Linked DNA regions of Homo sapiens: region 1 is linked to region 2. A link is a contact called in ENCODE Hi-C or POLR2A ChIA-PET data. All regions are on one chromosome and are shown on one strand. The core of a region is the stretch at or near the end of the contact, and the rest is flanking DNA. Distances in the headings are between cores, read along the strand shown.

Evidence for each region. Hi-C counts contacts between places; a loop is a spot of excess contacts on that map. ChIA-PET counts read pairs that join two places held with the same protein, here RNA polymerase II (POLR2A).
Region 1: a map of PC-9 shows a loop between it and region 2 (10-fold over the local background). The contact joins two enhancer-like sites. A Hi-C loop is called at or near these places in 1 of 168 maps with a recorded cell type or tissue (PC-9). POLR2A ChIA-PET finds 5 or more read pairs at or near these places in 1 of 52 experiments (PC-9).

The regions. Positions count from the first base shown.
Region 1 is chr9:78,116,701-78,123,527 of GRCh38, reverse strand. No RefSeq gene overlaps it. Among named protein-coding and RNA genes, the nearest start is that of GNAQ, 88 kb to the right of the region's middle. Within about 2 kb of position 4,392, at least 5 of the 41 ENCODE cell types and tissues checked have a DNase peak (open chromatin) inside an H3K27ac peak, as active enhancers do; they include PC-9, where a contact is called at or near this core.
Region 2 is chr9:77,586,163-77,593,307 of GRCh38, reverse strand. The region is part of intron 1 of GNA14 (G protein subunit alpha 14); the gene reads left to right. Among named protein-coding and RNA genes, the nearest start is that of GNA14, 59 kb to the left of the region's middle. RefSeq lists an enhancer at 4,918-5,823. Within about 2 kb of position 3,852, at least 7 of the 41 ENCODE cell types and tissues checked have a DNase peak (open chromatin) inside an H3K27ac peak, as active enhancers do; they include PC-9, where a contact is called at or near this core.

The DNA of each region.
Region 1 (6,827 bases), core at 3,143-5,642, 530 kb before region 2:
TTACATGTCAGACACTGATCTATGTGCTTGGAATATGTTACAGAAACATACAAAAATACAAAAATTCTTGCTGCCTTGGAGTTCATATTCTAGTTGGGGGAGAAAAAGTAACTAAAAATGTAATAAATAGTTAAATTATATAATGTGTTGGAAAGCCATAAAATGACATGGGAAAAGTGAAGCATGATAAGAAGTTTGGTAGAGAGAGAGCAACAGGTTGCAATTTGAAGTAGAGGAGACAGAGTAGCTTCATTGAGAGGGTGACATCCAAGAAAAGATTTGCAGGAGGTGAAGTAGTAAGCTAAGTGAATCTCCTGGGGAAAGTGCTCCAGGCAGATGAAAGAGCCAGTGCAGAAACAAGCCAGGCACATGTCAGGAAGAGCATGGAGACCAGTATGGCTAGAGTGGAGTGAATAAGGGAGAGAATAACAGGAGTTGAGGTCAAAGAGGTGATGGGGCCCTGCTTGTAGAAGGCCTTATTGGCCATCTGAGGGACTTGGCATTTAGTTTGAGTGAAATGGGAAGCCTTGGAAAGATTATAGGCAGAGAGATGATATGATCTGAGTTACATTTTAAGAAGATCATTCTGGTTTCTATGTTAGGAATAGTCTCTTGGAACACGAGTTTGACAGCAAAAAGACCAAAAGGAGGCTGTAGCAATACTCCGGGCGAGAGAGGGTGATGACTCAACCCAGGGAGGGAGTGGCGGCCAGAGGTATGAGTGAGAGGGTCAACAATGACACCAAAGATTTTAGTATGAGCAATTGGGAGCTTCTATCATCTGAAATGGGAAAACCCTCTAATAGAGTAGATTTGTGGGAGAAGATGAGAACCCCATTTTTGGACATGTTAAGTTTAAGGGGTCTCCGAGAAATCTCAGTGGACATATCAAGTAGGCAACTGCGTATATGAGTCAGGGATTCAGGAGAGATGTTAGTTACAATATAAAAAATTGGGGTTCATTGGCATATTGACAAAGGAGTTTATTAAGAAAGTGACTGTAGGGAAAAGAAAACCAAGGACTGATTCTTGGGGCAATCCAAATGAACTGATCTGGGAGAAGAGGGGACTACAATCAAGACCAAGAAGGAAGAATCAGTGAGATATGAGGCAAATGAGAAAGAGTGTGGTGTCCTGGGCGCCAAGTTAAAAAAATATATTAAGGAAGAGGGTGATCAGCCATGCCATTGGATTTGCAGGTAAATTTCCTCCTCTATAAAATTCAGGTCATATGTTATTTGGATATTGGGGTATCCTGTTTAAAGAATTTCCAATTAAAAGCTTTTTATTCATTAAAAAATAAAATAAAGGCTGGGCGCAATGGCTCATGCCTGTAATCCCAGCACTTTGGGAGGCCGAGGCGGGCGGATCACCCGAGGTCAGGAGTTCAAGACCAGCCTGGTCAACATGGCGAAACCCTATCTCTACTAAAAATACAAAATTAGCCGGGCATGGTGGTAGACACCTGCAATCCAAGCTATTCGGGAGGCTGAGGCAGGACAATCGCTTGAACCTGGGAGGTGGAGATTGCAGTGAGCCGAGACTGTGCCACTGCACTCAAGCCTGGACAACAAGAGTGAAACCCTGTCTCAAAAATAAAAATAAAAATAAAGTAAAATAAAATGCAGGTAATGATAGTGTCTGCCTGATAGGCTTAAATAAGATACTATATGTGAATTGCCAGTCACAATACCTAATGCTAGTATGGGCTATTATAATAATAAATAGTATACTATTTATTATTTTTATTCCTAACATCTCTGAAAAATCACTTATCACTATAAAGCTGTTCACTCACCAAGCTAGCCCCAAGGGGGCGCTCAAAGCCTTCCCTTCTTCCCCATTACTTTTCCTACAAAAGGGAACTCAAATTTAGATGTAGGACAAAATGAACTCTCATTGGCAACTGAACCATTTTGTAGCAAAGACTGGAAAACCCAATGCAGCGAGTGTCAAACTTCAGTGTGGATAAGAGTTACTCGAGGAGCTTGTTAAAATGCAAGACCACAGCAGGCCCAACAGATCAAATAAATCGGAAGGGAACCTGTTTTCCCACCCCAGGTGATTCGAATATATGTATTCTCATGATGCTCTAGTATGGGGCAGGAGGGTGGTAAAAATAATAACTAGCCTGGAGTAAATATTCTCTTCCTCTCTTCTTCTTGGGACCTTGAAATGAGTTTTGCTCTTCCTTTTTTCCTCTCTTCCATGTAGCCAGTGAGGTAAGCCATCCCTGGTGCTTCCTTGGACTGGGAGGTCCCAGCAGGACCAAGATGTTTCTACAAAAAGCACAGTGGAGAGGGCGGCTTGGGCTTGCTTTTAGTTTGTCGACATCAGAGGACACAAAGTGATGCCTGCCAGTCCACATCTGGCCCCCAGATTTGTTTTATTTGACCTGAACAGAATTGGCCCATCCAGTGCTTTAATAAAATTTGAATTTGTTTTCAACATTTAAAACTCAGGAGATTTCACATACAAACCCAGATTTCCTGCTTCTCTGGAACAATAAGAAGATGTGAAACCTGGCCCCGTGTTCCTATACGGCAAAGCTGCTTCCTTTAGATGGGTGTGGACTCTGGAATCTGCCACCATCCCCTTCATTCTTTATTGTTCTCCCCAAAGTCAGGTGTCGGTTGCTATTTATCATCATACATACACTCCTATTTTCCTTAAAGTTGAAGAAAACGAAGCATTTCTTTAGAAAATGAGGATATAACAAGAGGAGTAGTGTTTTTAAAAATAAATTTTCTTATACCAGACCCCTTTTCTCGTTTGCATTATGGGCCTGTCTTCTCTAGGCATTTAAGTTTGCTATTGCAGGTCTAGCTCTTAATCCAGAGGTGAAAAGTTGTCTTTATATTAAAGAATGATGTGGAATATCACAGCAGTAAAAAGGAGCAGAACTACTAATGCACACTAAAATTAATGAATTCCAAAAGTTAGGCTGAGCAAAAGAAGTCAGACACAAAAGCATAATACTATATAATTCCATTTAGATGAAAAATTCTAGAAAAGTTGAAACTAAGCTATAGTAACAGAAAGCAGAGCAGTTGTTTCCTAGGACAGAGGTTGGCTGCAAAGGGCATGAGAAAAAGTTTCTGGAATGATGGAAGTGCTCTATCACTTAATTGTAGTGGGACTTATATGCAGAGATATATATTTGTTAAATCTCATTGACGTGCATTGTATTTTATTTTATTATTTTTTTAGACAGAGTTTCTCTCCTGTTGCCCAGGCTGGAGTGCAATGGCCCGATTTCAGCTCACTGCAACCTCCACCTCCTGGGTTCAAGCGATTCTCCTGCCTCAGCCCCCCGAGTAGCTGGGATTACAGGCATGCACCACCACACCTGGCTAATTTTGTATTTTTAGTAGAGACAGGGTTTCTCCATGTTGGTCAGGCTGACCTCAGGTGATCCACCCACCTTGGCCTCCCAAAGTGCTGGGATTACAGGCGTAAGCCACCACGCCCAGCCTGATGTGCATTTTAAATAAATGTTTTTCTTGCATGCCTATTATACCTAATAAAGTTGATTCTTTTGTTACCTAATAGAATTGTCCAAGGAAAGAGATGGAATAAAGTGGGCCCTTGCCTAGGGCTCTTTTTTGCCTATCGCTGTCTGGAATTTACTATAGTAGGTGGGAGAATAGAATAGAATAGAATTTCAAGATTCACAGGCATTGTGACCAATATTTATGTCTCCTGGAGATGTAAATAACATTTGGCAGAAGGCAACAGACCCAGTTGAGAGTTCAGTTGGTAGAGGAGGCATGGATTGTGGCACAAGTTCCTCCAGAGACTTTAAACTGCTGGAAGACCTGCTCTTCAGCCTCCTTCCATGTGAAGAGAGCCTCCTGGAGGCCCTGGGAGAGGAGCTAGTAAGCTGCATGAGGCGCTGGCAGAAATGTGGGGGCTTTTCTTTTTTCCCTTCTTTCCTTCTTCCTGCTCCTTCTTTGATAAACTCACACTCCGGAACCTCAATCTGCAAAGGCATCTTTTATTCGTGGTGGGCGACATTCCTTGGTGAGAAAGCAAAATCTGGTCTGGGCGACCCTGGATATCCTCCTGGAGGACCAGGGCAGGCTCACCTCCAAATACACAGGGCTTTGGGGTGTAGGCTTTTGGCTTGGTTGTATCTGACATTGCAGGCAAATGCCCCATCTTTCCTCCTTTCTTGTGTTTCTTAGTCAGGATTGAGAAACTGACTTGCACTGTAAAAAATGCAAAGCAATAGAATTTTTATGGTTGACTTGGCCAACTTACAAGAACCTGACAGAGCTCTCAGTAAATTCAGAACTGAAGAACTCATTACGTGGGAGTATTAACAGATACTATGGGTACTCCACCCATATTCTCTTGCCCTTACCACTTCCTCATAAGCTGTTTGATTTCAACAGCAGCACCTGCATTTCTTTGCCTGAGGGTTTTCCAGTGAGGTTGTACCATTGTGCATTCCCACCAGCAATATCTGAGAGTTCCAGTTGCCTCTCATCATCAACAGCACTTGATATTATTGTCAGGTTCTTTTTTAAAGTTATTCTAGTAAGTGTAGCATTGTCTCATCATGGTTTTAACTTGCATTTCCGTAATGACTAATGATGTTGAGCACCTTCCATATGTTTATTGGCTACCAATATATCTCCTCTGGTGAAGTATCTGTTCAAAACTTTGCTATTTAAAAAAAAAAAACTTGGTCTTTTTTTGGTTGAGTTTTGATAGTTCTTCATATAGTCTGGCTTCAAGTTTGTTGTCAGAAGAGTGCTTTACAAATATTTTTTCTCTGTCTGTGGCTTATCTTTTCTTTTCTTTTTCTTTTTCTTTTTTTTTTCTTTTCTGTTTTTGAGACAGGGTCTCACTCTGTCGCCCAGGCTGAAGTACAGTGGCACAATCTCGGCTCACTGCAACCTCCACCTCCCAGGTTCAAATGATTCTCCTGCCTCAGCCTCCCGAGTAGCTGGGACTACAGGGACTACAGGCACATGCCACCACACTGAGCTAATTTTTGTATTTTTAGTAAAGACAGGGTTTTGCCATGTTGGCCAAGCTGGTCTCAAACTCCTGAGCTCAAGTGATGTGCCTGCCTCAGCCTCCCAAGGTGCTGGAATTACAGGTAGGAGCTACCATGCCTGGCCCGTCTTTTTGTAATGTCTTTCATAGAGCAAAAGTTTTGCATTTTGATGAAGTTCAACTTATTGATTGTTTTTCTTTTATGGCTGTGCTTTAGGTATCAGATCTGAAACTATTTCCCTAATCCAAGCTCACATTCAGAATCAACACCTGTTTCTGATTCATTTTGAGTTAATTTTTGTACATGGTGTGAGAAATGAATCAAAATTCATTTATTTGTCTAATTCTTCCAGTTATTTCTTGATAATATATTTCATATAAGGTCTTTTTCCAATATTACTCCACTTGTTTTTCCTTTCTTTGCGCCCCAGGCATAACCAATCTCGAGATTTTTGTGCATATCCTTCTGATGCAGCTTTTACACATTTGGGTATAAATATGTGTCAGCTGGGCATGGTGGTTCATGCCTGTAATCCCAGCACTTTGGGAGGCTGAGGCGGTTGGATCACAAGGTCAGGAGTTCAGGACCAGCCTGGCCAAGATGGTGAAACCCCGTCTCTACTAAAAATACAAAAATTAGCCAGGTGTGGTGGCAGGCGCCTGTAATCCCAGCTACTTGGGAGGCTGAGGCAGGAGAATCGCTTGAACCCGGGGGGCAGAGGTTGCAGTGAGCTGAGATCAGGCCACTGCACTCCAGCCTGGGTGACAGACTGAGACTCTGTCTCAAAAAAAAAAAAAAAAAAATTGTGTCACTAAATACATATAACATAGTATTTATTTTTACATGTTTTAAGCTCTATTCATCTTGATATGCATAGATCTAGTTTATTCCTTTTAACTGCCATATAATATTGCAATATATGAGTATACTACTTCCATCTCTTAATTGATGGACATTAAGGTAGAATCAATTTTTCAGGAGTACAAATGCTGCTACAATAACCATCCTTGTACACATTCCTTGTGCTCATGTAAGAGTTTGTCTAGGATACATAATGGAAATTCAGTGGCTAGGTAGTAGGATGTGTGTTTTTACTAAAATGGCTGAACCAACTGACAATCCCACAGCACAGTATGATTTACAGTCCCACAGCTTCACCAGATCACAAGACTCTGAAATTACTGCCAATACAATAGGTATGAAATAGATTTTTTTAGAAACTGGCATTCATCTGATTACTAGTGAGATCAAGCATCCTTTTAAATGTTTGTTGTTCATTTCTGAATTGGCCTTTTCTGTAAGTTTCTTTCTCACATAAGTTTTTAATTTTGATAGATATTTCTCAATATTTTCTATATAGAACTTTGTCTTGTTTAAGAAATACTTTTCTACTCTGAGCTCATAAAGAGATTTTCTTATTTTTTCCATATATAGTTTTTCAGTGGAGTAATTGCCCCTAAAATTGTCTACTGAGATAAACCTTCATACAGTGAAATACACAAACCTTAAGTACAGTTTCATCAGTTTTGACAAATATATACTTATGTAATCCACACCTCACTCAAAATACAGAACATTTCCATCACTGTAGAAATTTTCCTTGTACCCCTTCCCAGTAACCCCATTCTCTGAAGCCACAACTGTTCAGATATTTTTCTAACATATTTGCTTATTCCAGAAATTAATGTGTAGAATCATACAATATGTACTCTTTTGTGTCTGGTCCAGCTTTTTTCACTCAATGCAATAGTTTTGAGATGTATTCATATTGATGCGTGTATCAGTATTTTATTCTTTATTGCTAAATTGTTCCATTGTA
Region 2 (7,145 bases), core at 2,603-5,102:
TGCAGACTACAGCTTCAGCTTTTACCTCTGTAATTGGAGGTAATAACACTGCCTTGCTACTCATGGTTCTTGTGTGATTCTAAGGGAATAACATCTCTGACAACACACAGAACAAAATTAAGTGCTAACCAAGTGTAGAGTTATAACACATCTCTTATTAGAGTATCAAGAATTGTTTTTCCTGCATATGAATCTAGGACAAAGTTTGAAATTGAGCATTAGGCTATTATAAGTGCAACTCCTTCTCCCCCACAGTAGACCTTCCCCCTGCCCTCTACCCCAGCTCCCTTAATGCCTTTTTCTAGGAATAATTGATCATTGAAACAGCCCAGCCCAGGAAGAAAAGCCTGCATACTTTGTGAGCTGTGACTTTCCCATGATTACATACCTGTTTTTTTGTTCAGTTAAAAGTGTTAATCAAATGCCTGCTTGTATTTGGTGCTAAACCAGGCACAGTCCAGTTATGAGTTCTGTGTCAAGTGGTTTGTCCTTCAGGAAGGGCAATAAAGCAAGAAGATAAAGGATCCTACAGCAAGGAGACCAGTGACATATGGAGCTAAAAAAGAGGAAGGAAAAGTACTTATAACACAGAAAAATCAAGAAAGAATTTATGAAGGGTTGAAGATCTGTAAGAATTAGATCAGAGATTACAAACTCGAATGTTTAGAGAGGAAGCAGGGAATAACTTCATGAGTCATTCAGGCTGGTGTGGTGCTATAGGGAGTGGTGGTGACTGGGGTAAACTGGAGAAAGCTTGTCTCCCCCAAAGGGGTGGCCACTACCCCGGCAAATTTAATGTTACTCCCTGGGAACATAGACCCAAAGGGACCAGATCTTACACAGATCTTTTATACTATGAGAATCTAGAAATCTACTTTTCAGTGAAATCTGCCAATTTCTGACAACTAATAAAAGCAAGCCTTATCTCTTAGAGCAAGTTAACATGGTCATTCACTGTCCTTCACTTATGCCATCAGGGTTAACACATGCGCGTGTAAGCACACACACACACCACACAATTACACAGTTATTAGTTCACAACCTCCTACTTAGATGTTAGGAATGGATTCAAGCACCCCAGGCTGACAGAAGAAAGTGCTGGACATGGCCAGGCACGGTGGCTCACGCCTGTAATCCCAGAACTTTGGGAGGCTGAGGCGGGCGGATCACGAGGTCAGGAGATCGAGACCACTGTGAAACCCCGTCTCTATTAAAAATACAAAAAATTAGCCGAGCATGGTGGTGGGCGCCTGTAGTCCCAGCTACTTGGGAGGCTGAGGCAGGAGAATGGCATGAACCCGGGAAGCGGAGCTTGCAGTGAGCTGAGATCGCGCCACTGCACTCCAGCCTAGGTGACAGAGCGAGACTCCATCTCAAAAAAAAAAAAAACCAAAAAACAAAAAACGGTGCTGGACATGAACAAGAAACTCAAGTGGTTCACAGAGAGCTAGGCTGTTGGGTGCATGAGAAGTATTATGGGAAATCTATCTAGAAAGCAGGTCAGAGGATCTTGAGTGCCAGACGGGATGTTTAAAATTATCCTGTTAGAATGGAGAGCTGATAAAGGTTTTTGAGCAGGGAGTGGATTTACCAGATAGAACAATAATCTGGACTAATCTAAGAGACATGTTTGATCAAAGAGAGCCACGCACTATGCTACCATATGACATACTACTGTACTGAATGTTTTCCATAAACTATGCTTCTCACCCTAACAAACCAAGGTAGAGGTAGGTATTGTTAATTATCTTCATTTGACGCCTGAGGAAATTGAGTCTAATGGGAGTCCCCTAGGATCATACAGCTAGAGAGGGAGGGACCAGAATTTGAGTCTAGGGACATTTGATTCTAAGGCCTGGATAGTTGGCCCCTCTGGTGCCCAGATTTAAAAGAGGGAGAGAGAATGAGAGAAAAATCTATTCTTTTTTAAAAATCCTAGTACTCTATCTTCCTGTAACTTCACACCAGATACTCAAAGATTTGTGGACAAGGATGGAGCCTTCAACTCAACCAGGACAACTTGATATTAAGAAGCAATTTGATGTAGGCTGGGTGTGGTGGCTCATGCCTGTAATCCCAGCACTTTGGGAGGCCTATGTAGTAGGGAAAACACCTGCTGTAGGAAGGGTATGATCAGGATGATTCTACTCGGAAACAGCGTGTGATCGTCCTGAAAATGCAGTATTTCAGTGCACTGTCTGCCTTCCTGGAGGGCAAGAGGAAATTAACCTGGACATTCACTGTCTATCACTAAAAATGAGATGACTTTAAGTTTGCCGAGTCTTTCAAGGTTGTGACCCGTGGTTCTTTATTCCTATAGAAGAACGTGGAATCTTTTGCCCCCCAAAAGAGGTCTGTTGTATTATTTATGCTCTGGCCTGTGGTAATAGCAATTTTAAAATAAAAATATGTCTAATGTGTGTGACATGTCATCCTTACCTATTTGGATGCTTGGCCTGTGCTTTTCTAAGGGTTTAAGAGCCACTTCAATTCTAGAATTTCTTAATTCTCTGAAAATTTGCTCATGTGTGGGATGCTTATATTAATAAGTAATAGTATCTTCCTAATAACTTTGTCATAATCTTATTTTTTTTTTTTAATGTGTGACCTAAGTATTACCTTTGTTTGTCCCATGAGTGAACGGGTCTTCAAAAAGGTTACTTCTCTTGCCCTGTGCTACACTACATCTGCCCTTCATTCTGAAGCAGACACTGGTTCACATGGCTTGGACAAGAGTGAGCAGATGTGGGGGACAGCAGGAAAGAATACAAGAAATCAGGGCTGTCCTGGAATATGTGGGACACCTGGTAGCCATGCCATGCCATTTTCCCAGCAGATAAGCAAAGAGGAAGAATAATTCTGTGGCACATAGAAAATGTGAAATTATGCTCACCACGTATGTCTGTAGGTTGATTGTGCTGGTTTTGTTGTGAATCTTACCTGTACTCCCTCAAGAATGTGAACACATCAGTCCCCTTCAGTGCAAAGCCCTAGCCTAGAAACTTAATTTTACAGGAGGAAATTTCTTAGGACTTGATCACAAAGGTTAGGAAAATGATGGGGAGTTTTGCTGAGCTTAAAACTGACTTGGGGCCGGGTGCGGTGGCTCATGCCTGTAATCCCAGCACTTTGGGAGGCCGAGGGGGGTGGATCACTGAAGTCAGGACTTCAAGACCAGCCTGGCCAATGTGGTTGATACCCCATCTCTACTAAAAATGCAAAAATTAGCTGGACGTGGTGGCAGGCACCTGTAGTTCCAGTTACTCGGGAGGCTGAGGCAGGAGAATCACTTGAACCTGGGAGGCCGAGGTTGCAGTGAGCCGATATTGCGCCACTGCACTCCAGCCTGGGTGACAGAGCAAGACTCTATCTCAAAACAAAACAAAAACCTGACTTTGTACTGGTTTCCTTATCCTTTTAGGGGAGAAGAGGCATTGATTTTACTCATATTTGATGTTTCCCTGATTATAAAAGACGTAGTTTATAGTGTGTTGTTTTAGGAAGTCAAGGTCTTGGTATGGAAGGCAGTGACTCTGGATGGTCATAATTAAAATCCAGTGTTGCCATCCAAATGACAATGTGCTTTTGCAGGCAACTCTGGCTATCATGGTTGCTTTAGGCAACCTGCGGTTTACCCACTGTGTACTGACTACAGGCCATAGCCCGAGGGTGGAGGAAAAAGGCAATATCCAGCTACTCTCAGAGGTTTCTCCACCCTGGATGAGCAAACAACCCTCTCCCCTTTCAACAAACACAGTACCTGTAAAGACAGGGCTGACTCATACGATGGCTTTTGAGAATGAAATATAAGTGATATCTGAACCCTAAGGTGATATATTAAACAAAGAGTGTTCTCCGCTCTTCCAGGAACCATGACTTCCAAAAACAAACAAACAAAAAAACAAAACAAAAAAAGAAAACCGAGCTCACTCCATTTTGCATGAATAAAATTTCTAGGTCAAAGTCAAAGGAATTGGTAACACTGACAGTTTGGTTGACGCAGAAAGTCAAATAGCTTCCTCCTTAAGAGGCTCTGGGAAATGAAGTGGCCTGGCCCATCAGAGCTAGAAATGACCCTGCAAGTGAGCATTTATTTCCTTGTCAGGCCAGTTTGGCTTGCAAGAAATGCACCTGTGAAAACCAATGCCAGGTTTTGGTAAACTGGTCCTAAAAGTTACTGAGCTATAATAGATTCCTGGGGCATACAAAAGTGCTGTGATTCCAAGTTTGATTTTTAAAAATACATTGAAGGGTCTGTATGAAATGGAATATAAATAAAGATGGCTTTGAATGCTAATGTCTAAAGCAAACAAACAGTTCTTTTTAGCTGTGCTGGCCCATGGCTTTTAAAAATGTGGCTAGCATGTGAACCCCCAATGTGTCCCAGGCACTTTTAGACAGTGGCAAAAGCAGGTTCCTTCTTTTGAAGAATTTTCTGCGACTGCATGTGTTCAGAGCAACACAGTAAGCACCCAGTATATATTTGTGGAACAGAGAAAGCTGTTAATTCTCTCTGGGAACATCAGAAGGACTTCCTGGGGCTAAGGTGACCTCTGACTCAGATTCAGGTTTGACAGTAGGAGAGTGTCACCTGACAAAGAAGGGGGATTAGCAACTTTTATGCTATGTGTGCTAACCTGCCTTCTAACTTAGATTTTTATATGAAATATATTTTCCTGCTTCCTTGCTCCTCTCTGTTCAGTCTTATCCCTGCTTCTATATCCTCTGATTAAAGGCTTTAAACTTTCCTTCTCTTCTCACCCCGTGACTCATTCAGCTGTCAGACACTTCCTAAGCATCTGCTCTCCAGGCTTCCTTGCTCCTGGGGAAAGCATTGTGCTAAATGTGAAATTCCTGCAGATTTCCTTAGTCATTCTCCATCAGGATCAAGAAATCACCAAGTCCTGCTTGTTACTTTCACATTCTTCATTCAAAATACAGTGCTGAAAAACAGGAAGTATTTTATCAATTAATGTTCTGTGGTTGCAAGCAACAGACACTGGCTAACTGAAGGAAGAAAAGGAGTTCACTGAAGGGGTGTCAGGGTGTGGTGGATGGAGTGATAGCCCCCCAAAGATGTCCCCCTCTGAATCCCTGAAAACTGTGAATATGTTACTTGACATGGCAAAAGGGACTTTGCAGATGGGATTAGGATCTTGAAATCGGGAGAGTGTTCTTGACTATTCAGGTAGAACCAATGTAATACAAGGGTCCTTATAATAAGGGATGCAGGAGGGCCAGAGTCAGAGAAGACGATGTGATGACTGAAGCAGACATCACTGAGACAGGAATTTGAAGTCACTGCTGGCTTTGAAGATAGAGGAAGGGGCCAAAGCCAAGGAAGGCAGATGGCCTTTAGTAGCCAGAAAAAGGCATGGAATGAAGCCTCCCTTAGAGCCTCCAGAAGGAACAGAGCCCTCCAACCCCTAGGTTTTAGGATTTTTGAAATCCAGAACTATGAGAGAATAAATTCGTGTGTGTATACGTGTGCTTGTGTGCATGTGTTTCAATTGCAGTGAAATTCACTGAATAAAAGCAACCATTTTAAAGCAAACAATTCAGCGGCATTTAGTACATTCACAGTACTATGCAAACACTCTATCTAGGACCAAAACATTTTCATCAGCCCAGAAAGAAACTCCATACATACTAGGCATTCGCTCCCCATCCCTTTGTCCCACCTCCCCCAGATAACCACCAATCTGTGTTCTTTCATACTACGGATATTTCATAGAAATCCAATCTTATGTGACTTTTGCGTCTTCTGGCTTCTTTTGCTTGGCAAATATTTTAAAGTTCACCCATGTTGTAGCATGTGCCAGTACCTCATTCCTTTTATGGCTGAATAATATTCCATTGTATATAAATACCACAATAACTTTAGCTATTCATCAACTGATAGATATTTGGGCTGTTTCTACATTTTGGCTATTGTGAATAGTGCTGCTATGAACATGTGAGTATAGATACTAATATGAGTTCCTGCTTTCAGTATTGGGGGTATATATGCTTAGAAGTGGAATTGCTGGGTCATGTGGTAATTCTATGTTTAACTTTTTGAGAAACTGCCAAACTATTTTCCATAACAGCTGAACCATTTTACATTCCCACCAAATAACTGGAATGCATAAGGTTTCCAATTCTCCACATCCTCATCAACACTTGTTCTTTTCTTTTCTTTTTTTTTTAAGTATAGCTATCCAAATGATAACAGGAGCTAGAAAGAAATTATTTAGTCAGATAGTGAAGGTAAGAGAGTCCTTAGTAAGATTTTCCTTTAATAAAAAGCAGCCCCCAAATCATTTATTTTCTATTAAAAAAAAAAAAAAAACCAGCCTGTAAAATCGAGCTGCAGACATATAGGTAAGCAAGTTGGAAGCTTGCACGGGTGAATGCCTGCAGCTGTGCCAATAGGAAAGTGCTACCTGGGGGACCAGGCGTGTTCAACATGGAGGTTCCATCTTCCTTTTTCGGTCAACTACGGGTACCGTAAAGGAACAGGCAACATGGCGCTGGCCAGGTAGAGAACCTATCTGCATAATAAAAGGTTAGGGTGGGGTGGCCAGCTTCTTCACGCACTATGTAAATGACACACCTGGTCCAACCAATTTTTGGGCCCTATGTAAATCAGACACCGCCGCCTCAAGCTCATCTGTGCACTTTGCCACGGACTAGAAGGCCCACTTGGCCGCCCCTCTGTGTGCAGGAGAGAGAGCTGTTCTCTTTCTTTCGCCTATTAAGCCTCTGCTCTTAAACTTACTTCTTGAGTGTCCGTGTCCTTGATTCCCTTGGTGTGGGACAACAAACCTCGGGTATTTACCCCAGACAACTATGCCACTTTATTAGTGGGAGTGAAGTAGCACCTCACTCTGAATTGTATTTTCATTTCTCTAATGACTAATGATGTCAAGCATTTTTTCATATGCTTGTTGACTATATATCTTTATTGAGGAAATTTCCATTTTTTGACCTTTTTTAAAAAATTGGGCTGGTTATCTTTTTGTTGTTGTGAGAGATCTTTATATAGTATGGATATGTATGAAAAAAGAGCTCTTTATATATTTTGGATGCTAGACCCCTAATTGGTGCTCTTTTAAGCCACTGAGTTTGTGGTAATTTGTTATAACCAATTTGTGGGAAGGATG